Linked DNA regions of Homo sapiens: region 1 is linked to region 2. Evidence: chromatin contacts called from ENCODE Hi-C data. All regions are on one chromosome and are shown on one strand. Each heading gives the region's core, a stretch centred on a gene start or an enhancer-like site at or near the end of the contact. The rest is flanking DNA. Distances are from core to core; before and after follow the strand shown.

Region 1 (5,181 bases), core at 1,111-3,610, 240 kb after region 2:
GCTGCCTCTAGGATCAATAAGCAAAAATCATTTGTATTGCTATACACTAGCAATAAATAGTTGGAAAACATAATTTATCAAGAACTCTGCTTAGAAAACTCAACGTTAACTAAGAGTAAGGTTAACAAAAATGTGTACAATTTACATGCGGAAAATTATAAAATTTATTGAAAACATTTTAAAATGGCCTAAATAAATGGAAACAGATTCCACATCATGGATAGGAAAAATCAGTATTTTAAAGATATTTAATTCACAGAGTTTATGTGATTCTAATCAAAATCTCAAAAGACTTTTTGAGGAAATTTAACTAACTGAGTCTTAAAATTTGTATGCAAGGCACTCTTGAAATAAAAAACGGTGGTGGGACTCGAGGTATTGCTCCTCACAAGAGGGCATTAGCTGCAGGGGTGTGCCTGCAGACCCTGACCCAAACGATGGATGAATACAACGTACACTGACACAGAGATATTCTGCTTTGCCAGTCCAGCTCGGTGTCCGACAGCCTACACACCAAGAGAGGTTTGTCACTGTGGCTGGCTCTGAGCAGCTTGCACTTCAGGCATTTATTTAGTATACGCTTAACAACAGAAGCTCTGAGTCAACACACTTGTGGATAATTAACATGGTTAAGACGGTAGTTCTATGAATGATTAAAGCTCAGGTACCACGGTTTAAATACCATTAGGGGGCAATTTCCCTGGTCAACCTCCTCCGCACCAAGAGGGCCATCTGGCTCAAAGGTTAGTTAATGGAGGTAGGGTAAACAGACTTAACTGGGGAAGCCTCTATTGTCCCTAGTATTTACCCTATGACCTAATGCTCTAAGGTAAGAACCCGCTGCCTTCAGCCTGTTCAATTATTACAAGCTATGTAACCTTTCAGCCTTCCAAAAAGGTTTGTGACTATTCCCTATAACTTTCCCTAATATGTCCCTTTAATATTTCTGCCACCATCCTGAGTGAATCACCACAGGACTTGCACTATTTGATATCAATACTACTATAAAGCTATAATAATTAAAATGCTATGGCATTGGACCAGGGAGAGACAGGCCTCTGATGCATTCCCTGTGTAAGAACTTTGTCTTGTTTTGGAAGATGATTTGGGGATCAGAGACAGGATCCTGGGACAATTCATATCTATATGGGAAAACAAACTTCCTTAGTCCTTACTATGTACAAAAATAAATTCTACATAGATTTAGGGCATAAATGGGAACAGTAAAACCTTATAAATAAGCAGTTATCTTTATCATCTTTCTGGCTAGGAAAGGATTTTTCTTTTTGAGACATGGTCTCACTCCAACACCCAGGCTGGAAGAAGGGATTTTTTTAAGCTCAGAAAGTGCTAATCCAAAAATGCAAGACTGATAACTTGAGAACATCTGTTGATAAAAAGAATGCCATAAATAGTATAGAAAAGTAACCTAAAGAATGGAAAAAATTATTGCAACACATAGAACTGAGGACGGATCAGAATAAAGCATTCCTGCAAACAATGAGAGACCAAAACCCCAAGGGAAGAGGAGAGCAAAATACATAAAATACTTGAGTAGGCATTTCAGAGAAAAGTATGTATAATTTTGACAAGACAGAGATAGGGAGAGAAAGTTTCTCTACTTTATAATCAGGGAAATGCAAAATGGGACCACAGTTAAATATCATTTTATATTGACTAAATCGGAAAATATTAAGAAATTTATTAGTACATACTGTTGGGAATAACAGGAACACTTAGACACCACTGGACGCAGGTAAATGGTTCAAATACTTGGAAAACAATCTGGTTCCATGTATATTAGGTTGCCCAGGTATACACTTGGCCTAGAGATATTCTTACACAGTGCTCCAGGAATCATGTTCAAAAATGTTCCTAGTCTGCAGTAGCAAAACCTTGGGAATAATCGGACAGGACAGTGGTTAAACAAAGTGCCACATATTCGTATCTGTGGAGTCACAAAGTCGAGGAACTGCAGCAACACCTCACTACGTGGTAACGAAAAACGATGAGCAAAAAAATTCAAGCCTCCGGGAATATAAATGTTATGAAATCCCTTTAAAAATCCAATTACACAGTATAAAAAAGAAAATCACAGGGAACATTCAAAGCAAAATTCGGGACAGCGGCTACCTCTGGAGGGAGGCAGTTGGATGTGCGAGCTTCTGGTAGACGCAGCTTGAATGAGATGTTGTTTGGGGTTGGGAGTGGGCTGCCTGGGGTTCATACGTCACCACACTTGATAATTTACAGAAGCCTTTCACGCGTTTTTTCCTGTGTCTCAAACGGGGTACCAGGAGGCTCAGGGAAACAGCGCAGGCGCCTCCCCGGTGGCTTCTCTCTGGCGCCCTCTGGTGGGCGGGGCCCGGGTGAGCGGGGTCCCCTCGGGGCCTCAGGGAGCCGCAGCCCCAGCGGAACCAGGAGGGCGCCCTCCGCCCAGCCGCGCTGCCACTTCCGGGTTGTTTGCTCCCGGAGCCATAACCGCAGCTCAGCGTGCGGGCAGAGCCGGCTGACAGGAGACAGGACACAGCACAGAGCCCCGCGCCCTCTGAGGCGGGAGGCTTCGTTCCTGCACCAGCGTGGCTTGCCCTTTGGACGCGGCGAGGTTGTGTGTTCTCTGCTTTTGTTTTACTTGGAACAGATGTTTGGCTTTTGTCAAGGTCGTTATTTCCAGTGAAGTATGGCATCGAACATCAGATAGTTGCCCACACAAATGTCTGTTTTAAGGTTCTCAACCTTTTGACAATACAAAACAAGAGGAAGTTTCCAGGGGAAAGCCCTCAAATCAGCCATTCTGAGCATGTTTTCAGCCCCATCCGTACTCTCCTCCCTTCTTATCCAGAGCCTTTTGGGTGCCCAGAAGAGTAATATTCTTCTGCCTCGTAGCTCTGTGGTCCAAGGGTTTATGGCTACTGATTATCCTCCTAGAGCACTTCTGAGATGTTTTATGCTTTCTACTTGTGAGTGTGAAGGGAGGAGAGGCAAGTTTGCTGTCAGTCTGACAACATGTTTTTGCCACGTGATCTGCCACTGAAGAGAAGTTGGCTATGGAGGGAGGTCAAGTAGCCCAGGGAGGTGGGCATTCCAAGTGTACCTCCTCGTGCAGCCCACCCTCTCCACATAAAATTGGGTCCTGATTTTATGTGGAAGATGTTGTGTGTCTAGGAGCAGGAATCCATGGAAGACAAGATATGATATAGAAGAAACAGGCGAAGGGACTGGTACAGCATATATTTGAGGGCAAATAATCACTCGATAGGTGGCTGAAAATGTGAATGCCTTAGATAAAAATTAATTTATAAAACAGAAGTATATTTGAACAAATTTAAAACTAATATTCTAAAACTAAAATTCCTGAGATTTGGGGTAGAGTGTATATTGCAAGAGAAGTAGAGAAGAACAGTATGCTAAGGTCCCTTCTTGTTTAGATCAGAAGATATTGACAAATTATTCAAGTGAATAAAAAAACTATAGGTCTATATGTGTTTTCAGATTCAAGGGTAACCACCGGTAGAATAACAACAGGAGTCCAAATCATCAAGCAAAAAGAACAAACAAAAAATGATCAATCCGAACATAGGGAAAGGAAACACACATACACACATACATATACATACATACACACATGCACACACACACATGCACACACATACACACGCATACACACACACATACATTCACATCGTAACAGCCAAATTTAGTAATCGTGATAAATATGACCGTTTAATTCTATAAAAAGGAAAAACTTTCCGTTTATGTCAAAGCTATAGAATGTTTACAGGACACCTATCAAGAACAAAAATAACATAAAGATACTTTAAATATTATGATGAGCAGAGATAGACCAGGGAAATACTACGAAAAGCAAACACATGTAGCAACAGTTATCAGGGGAGTCAAAAAGATGTTTATATAACAGTAAAAGATACAATTAGAAGATTAATTGCCAATTTTAATACATATTAACATATCTGAGTAGATTTTTAAAATAAAAGATAATGTAATAAAACACGATTCTAGTCAGAGAAATCAAGGCACCTTACCTAGAAATGACAAGACCACATAGATCTTTTCTAAAGGCGACTTTTTTTTTTTTTTGAGACGGGAGTCTCGCTCTGTCACCCAGGCTGTACTGCAGTGGTGAGATCTTGGCTCACTGCAAGCTCTGCCTCCCGGGTTCACGCCATTCTCCTGCCTCAGCCTCCCGAGTAGCTGGGACTACAGGCGCCCGCCACTTTTTTGTACTTTTAGTAGAGAGGGGGTTTCACCGTGTTAGCCAGGATAGTCTCGATCTCCTGACCTCATGATCCGCCCGCCTTGGCATCCCAAAGTGCTGGGATTACAGGCGTGAGCCACCGTGCTCGGCCATAATGGTGACTTTTAAATTAAAAATAATTGATGGGGAAGGTCTTTTAGAAAACATTGTCTAAATTCCAAAGGCCATAAAGGAAAAGTCTGAAAAGTTTAACTGTATAAAAATCTAATTTTCTACATGGGAAATCAAACAAGAGACTGGGAGGAACTTCCAAACCATCAAACATGAAAACAACTACTATTTATTTGATAGACAAAGAGTCCTTAAAATCTGAGAGGAAATATGTAAAATCCCAATATGAAAAGGGAAGGAATTGTTTCATTAAAAAAGAAATTCAAATAAATAATCAGTAGATGAAAAGATGCTCTACTTCTTTATTGACCAGAGAAATGCAAATTAAAGTAATGACATATGAATTTTCAGTTATCGGTGACTGGCAGTATCTAGTGTTGGAGCAGATGTGTAGAAATTGGCTCTCCCATCCTACTGTGGGGGGTTTTAAGTGTTTCAACCTTTTGAGGAAGCAGTTTTATATACCTATTAACATTGTAAATCCACATATCCAGTGACCTAACCGTCCCACTCCCACAAAACTGACTTACAGAGATAGGTGCATGTCTGAACAAAGATACATCTACAGGGCACCATTGTGGCACCTTTTGTAACATAAATAGTTGGGGAAACCATTTGAATTGTTCATCAACTCAAAATAGACAAATTGTGAAATACAAAATGTAGTATGTGTGTGTATGTTTATATAAATTGTTTTTGAAGTTTGGAAGAATACACAGAATACTTACAACCATAGTATGGTACACACTATTGATTAGTAATCAATCCCATTCCTAATTCCCTTAATATTTTGA
Region 2 (5,471 bases), core at 305-2,804:
TCAGGCAGTGCTGGAGGGAGGAACGGAGATGGGCCCCAGGGGGCTAGAGCTGTACAGGGCAGCCCCAGACACCCACTGGCCTCTCACCACTTTCTGTAAGCTAAAGCTCCTTTCACAAAAATAGGCTCAGGGGCCAGCCAGGGACCCTCCCCAGGCCAGCTTAGACTCACCAAGTGGGAGGGCAGAGCTCGGCGGACTCGGGGGCCTGGCAGACGCCACGGCAACACGACCTCATACTGCTCCATGAGGGCCCAGGGCCGGCTGGGGGCAATCGCTGCAGGAGGGAGGGTCAGCAGGCATGAGGGGCCGGGGGGCAGGTTTCCTTCCCAGAGGCCTCCTGGGCCCTCAGATTCTGTCTCTTGCTGGGCTTGACCCTCCCCTGGGGAACTCACCAGATAGCTCTGGGACAAAGACTCAAGTGAGGGTTCTGTGCCTAAAAGACCCCAGGAGCGCCCCCAGGCATGGCCGGTGGGCCTGTGTCCTGCAGCACCCACACACAGTGCTCAGAGACGCTGTGGGTGCCAGCGGGTGCCAGTGACTCCACAGGTCTCCAGGCTGTCTCAGATCTCTGGAGGGGCCCGAGGGCAAGGATGAACCTTCCCCCCAGGGAGGAGGACTCGGGCCGCCGACCTGCCCGTTTCCATTCTCCTCCTCCATTCTTCTGATCATCTGATCGCATCTAACTGGGGAGCAGGAAGTGCCTCCCGGAGGCTGTTCACCTCCCAAGAACTGGAAACTCCCTGGTATCCGAGAGCAGAGGGCAGGGTCCCAGCATGCAATGGGCAGGGTTTCGGAGACCACCAACCCCAGGACCCTTTGCTCCCATTAAAACACAATAGTGGACGTGTCTCCATGACCACATCTCCAACCTGGAGAGGCAGCAGGGGAGCAGCCAGCCCCTATCTGCCCAGGAAACTGGCGGGAAGCAACCCGGCCTCCAGCCTGAAGCTCCTCAGCACACCCCAGCCCAAGTCACTCCAGGAGCAGGGGTGGGATCCAGGGTCAGCAGCCCCATGTCCTCCCCCAGGCAGGAGACGGGTCCCCTCAGCCCACACCCCTGCACTCCAGGCCTCAGCTTGTCTGCCCTCCCTTCCCTCCTCGGCTAAATAGTGGGGGTGGGTAGCCCCACAGGTGAATCCCAGGAACCCAGGGCGCCTCGCGCAGCAGGTGAAGCGTCCTGCTTGGCCCGGCCCCGACCCCACTAACAAGCTCAGAGGCGGGACTTCCCTCTCACAGTTCACCTTTGAAGGTTCCCTCCGACCTCCCCGGCCTCCCCGGCCCGGGGCTCTCCACCCAGAGACCACTGTGCACCTGATGGCCCGCTCCCAGGGACCAGCCCGAAGCCGGGCCAGGGTGCGGGGTGCGAGCAGGCCAGGGGCTCGGGGTCCGCGTCGCGTCCTGCGGGGAGAGCCACCCTGCCCCGCGCTGCGCCCGGGACGGTTCCCTGGAACCACTCACCAGGCAGCATCATCGCGCCCAGCAGCCAGAGCCCGAGGCCGCGCATGGCCGGGTCGGGGAGCAGAGGCGGAGGTGACAGCCCCGCGGGACACGGTCTGGTTCCTGCGCTCCTGGCCCGAGGCTCTTTTCCGCGCGCCCCGCCCCGGCGCCCCGCAGCCAATGGGCCCCTCGGCCGGTGGGAGGGGCGGGGCGCGCGGCACCTGGGGGCGGGGTCCGTTTCCCCTCTCCCCACAATCCAGCATCCTCCCTTGCACAGGTGAGGAAACTCAGGCACAGCCTGTCCCAAGTCCGGCCAGAGCCCCGAGAGGGGGCCTCTCGAAGGACCCGGCGGCTGGAAGGAGGTGGCGCCAGGCAGGTCCTGGAGGGGAAGGGACTTGTGAGGGCCGCCTGGCGGTTTCAGGAGAGGGGGTCTCTGATTTCCTGGGGAACAGAAAGCCTCAGGCAGGGGCAAGTCATGGCTTTGTGGGCATAGGTTCAGCCCTGTGGGAAGCTCTGCCACCCTCCCCCCCAAGCCTGCGCCCCCTCCACCAGGCTGAGGCCTCACCGGAGTGGGATAGGCATGGGCCCGCAGGCGTCCAAGTGGGGAGGGGGAGCCCTAGGTGGGGGTCCCAGCCCAGGTGATGGCAGGTGCAGGGGCCGTCCCTAGCCTAAGATCCCCAGACAGCAGCTGACGCTGGCCGACGTGGACCAAAGCCTGCAGCAGCCCACCGTGGCCTGGCTCCGGCGTCTCCAGGCCTGCGGCCAAGCGTGCTTGCCCTTGGTGACCACATTCCCCGTGGTGGGCTCAGCCTCGAGGGTGCAGGTTTGGGCTGACACCACAGCTCCCCAGACGGTCCACCCAGGACCCCTCCCTGGGGCTTTCACAGCCAGGCCGCCCTCCTGGAGTGGGAACAGTGGTGGTGGCAGGAAAGGCAGCTCAGATGACCACACAGGGCGCTGCTGACAGATCACATGGGGGGGGGGGGCCTCAGGGCCTCCCTGGGGAGAGGCAGGGCAGGGCCAGCAAGGGGCTGGAGGGAGTCCTGCCTGGAGAGAGGGCACCAGGGCAGGGCGAGTCAGGGAACTGCACGGGCCTAGGGGCAGAGGACAGAGGTCAAGGGGCAGTGGCAAGAAGAGGCCGGGGCCTCGGACGTTATCCTGGGAGGACAGGGAACCCGGAGGATCTAAGCTGGCGTGAGTGATGCTGTCACATTTTGTCTCAAAGCCATTCTTACCCTAATGTGAATGGCATGAAAAGCAAGAAAGCAAGGGCTGGCACTGGGCCGCAGGTGACTTCTGCTGCCTGGGGGTGTGTCCGCTTGCCTGTGTGGCACAGGACGAGGTCCCCCAGGCTGCCGAGAGGCTCCCAGGTAGGGCTGGGGATACTGGCCTGTGCCTGAGCTCATGCAGGTGACCCTGTTATTATAGAACAATGGCCAGCTGGCAATCACACTTCCCTTCCTTGACCTCATGGTGCAAGTTACTCAACAGCAAAGTGCAAAGGCGGCACGCTGGCCACATCAGAGGCACAGCAAGGCCCCTGCCGACGCTGAGCTACCAGGGATTTATTCCTAAAAAGACAGGACCAGCTTGGGCCAGAACAGGCTCCTCCCGCGCTGAGGAAGTTCCACCCAATCCCACAGAACACAGCTCTCCTCTTCAGCAGGTGCCGGGGGGTCTGGGAGCCTGAACCCCACAGCCCTGGAGGCTTCCCTCCCCTCCTCCTATCACCACCTGCAAACCCCACTTCTCAAGGCCCAGGGCTTCCCAGACCCCAGGACACAAGATCAGGGGTTTCTGGGCCTCGGGGCCAGGCAGGAAAGCTAGCAGGCTCCTCTGCTCACCAGTCCGGCATTTGCACAACACTGAGACTGACAGCTTGGGTTGCTGATAAATGTGTTTACTCACAGGCCAGACCTGCACAGCCTGCAGACAAGGAGGAAGCGGTTTGTGGCTGGAGAGTTGGACACCCCCACCCCCACTCGGCGGTGCTCTCAGTGAGGCAGCCCCGGGTGAGAGCTGCCCACAACCCTTGTTCCCCGCAGGATCCTGTTCTAGCTATCCTTTCTCCCAACCTCGCCTCCAGGGCCCTTCCTCACTGCCCAAGGGGGCCGAGGTGCTGAGAGCTGAAGGTGACAACAATACACATGCAGGTCAGCAGGAAGGGGCAGCTTGGCCAGAATGTAACCAGAGCAGACCAACCTGGCCGGGCAGCCCTGAGGCTCCCAGGGCCCTGTCACACTGGGGATGGCGGTGCTGCCCACTGTAGCCCTGGAGGTGGGAAGACAGGGCAGATGATCGCCCGAGGGGGATTGGGTGTCAGTCTGCTGAGTAAGTTCTACGTAACAAGGCGGTACCGGATAGGGCGGGGTGGGGTTTCCAGCCAGCAGCAGAGCCTGCCCCTCGACCCACTCCCACGGAGGGGGAGGTGTGGGCTCCCAGGGTGCCTGAGGGCCCTGTCTGTGGCCTCCTGCCCTGGACCAGTTGGAGCAGCAGCAGGAGGAGGGTCGTGGAGGCGGGTGAGTCCTCAGGAGAAGGAACGGGGCTGCCTCTGGGGCCAAAGCAAACCCGACACCCGATGCCCGGTGGGTTTCCACAACTCCCTGACCGTTTCCAGAGGCTTGTCCCGGTTCCGACAGACCTCAGGAAGCCCGGCCCCAGCTCACCCGGAAAGATGTGGACACCAGGCCTGGATCTTACCCCACATGCATCTTTGCTTGCTCCTGGCTTAAACACCATGTATTTCCACTTTGAGGCCAAAAACACCCAAAAAGGTGATAGTGTAATTTCAAAAAGCAAACAGATTAGCAAATCCAGGGAGACATCCACCCTGCCTGGGCAGCTTCTATAAAACGAAACCCAGCGCCTTGAGAAACAAAGTGAGCTGAGTCAATCATTCCTGCTTTATATTTAAACTGCAAAGACAGAACACAGAGCATTCGATTTGAAAATTCTGGACCCATTTGCACCAGTCCCTGCTGACCCCACACCCTTCCTTCCTGTCACAGCCAGGGCTCACTGTGCGGTGACTGCGACCCTGGGTGCAGGAGCCGGGGGCCCCCGCAGGACAGGCACTTGGGGGGTGGCCTTCTGGCTCCTCTCTGCAGACAGGCGCTCCAGGCGCTCCGTGTAGAAACCATTGAAGTCAAGCCTGTGAGGAAGGACAGTGGAGCTGGGGTGCACACCCCTTCTGCGGGTGCATGCTGGGCAGCAGGGGTGTGGAAGGACGGTGCAGCTAGGGTGCACACCCCTTCTGCGGGTGCGTGCTGGGCAGCAGGGGTGAGGAAGGACAGTGGAGCTGGGGCACACACTCCTTCTGCGGGTCCGTCCTGAGCAGCCCTGCTCCTACCATGGGGAAGTGTTCAGCTACAGAGACCATAAGAGGCCCTGCAGGGGTGAGGGTGAGGCACGCTCCTAACTAATGTTTCCACAGGAAGGTTTTCAGTCCTGTTCAGTCCTGCTCAAAGGCACAAACACAGGTTTCTTCTCTCCTGGCCCCAGAAAGTTGGGGCTCCCATCACCCCAACAGGGCCTAGCAATGGGGCCTGAGGTGTCAGGGGCTTGGAGAACCAAGCAGTGGTTCTCAATGCAGGGTGGCCTCAGAAATCCCTGCTCAGAAAATCAGAACATTTGTGGGGGGCACAGGGCACAGGGTGGTCCAAAAGCACAAATAGGCACCTTCCCAAGGACAGCACCCCCAAGGGCACCACCCCTTCCAGGCTGGCAGTTTGGCCACCTGGCCCTTTCCCCCAGGCTAGGTGTTAGTGCAGCATGAGGGAAGCTGACCCAGGCCTGATCAGCCCCACAGGACACACACAGCCGCAGGGTGCCAATGGGGCAGCCCAGTTGCACAGAATGTCACACCCCAGGGAGAGCTGGGCTAGCCTGACTTCAGGGAGTGGCATATGACCAGCACTAGCACCAGGACACAGACCTGCCCCACCTTCTGAAGGAGGCTACACCAGGTGGACCAGGGGAGGGTGCAGGGGAGATGGGGCCTGGATGCAGGGACAGGTGCTGAGCTGGGGTGGCGC

The links. A loop is a pair of places that touch in the nucleus more often than their neighbours do. Pooled maps may share reads with other maps.
Region 1: a loop to region 2 is called in a map with no recorded cell type, with 7 times the contacts of the local background. The contact joins the enhancer-like site here to the promoter of ADAM8 in region 2. A Hi-C loop is called at or near these places in 1 of 168 maps with a recorded cell type or tissue (B cell), 2 of 37 single-sample maps with no recorded cell type and 5 of 50 pooled maps.

The regions. Positions count from the first base shown.
Region 1 is chr10:133,517,956-133,523,136 of GRCh38, forward strand. It overlaps LOC105378575 (a long non-coding RNA gene), which reads right to left. Exons shown (of 5, transcript XR_946512.3): 2 at 1,716-5,181. Among named protein-coding and RNA genes, the nearest start is that of CYP2E1, 6.8 kb to the right of the region's middle. RefSeq lists a silencer at 2,248-2,447. Within about 2 kb of position 2,361, at least 6 of the 41 ENCODE cell types and tissues checked have a DNase peak (open chromatin) inside an H3K27ac peak, as active enhancers do.
Region 2 is chr10:133,275,314-133,280,784 of GRCh38, forward strand. It overlaps ADAM8 (ADAM metallopeptidase domain 8), which reads right to left and starts at 1,555. Exons shown (of 23, transcript NM_001109.5): 1 at 1,459-1,555; 2 at 171-274. The coding sequence starts at 1,504. It overlaps TUBGCP2 (tubulin gamma complex component 2), which reads right to left. Exons shown (of 18, transcript NM_006659.4): 18 at 3,322-4,588. The coding sequence ends at 4,453. RefSeq lists enhancers at 998-1,645, 2,960-3,009, 3,500-3,579 and a silencer at 1,245-1,804.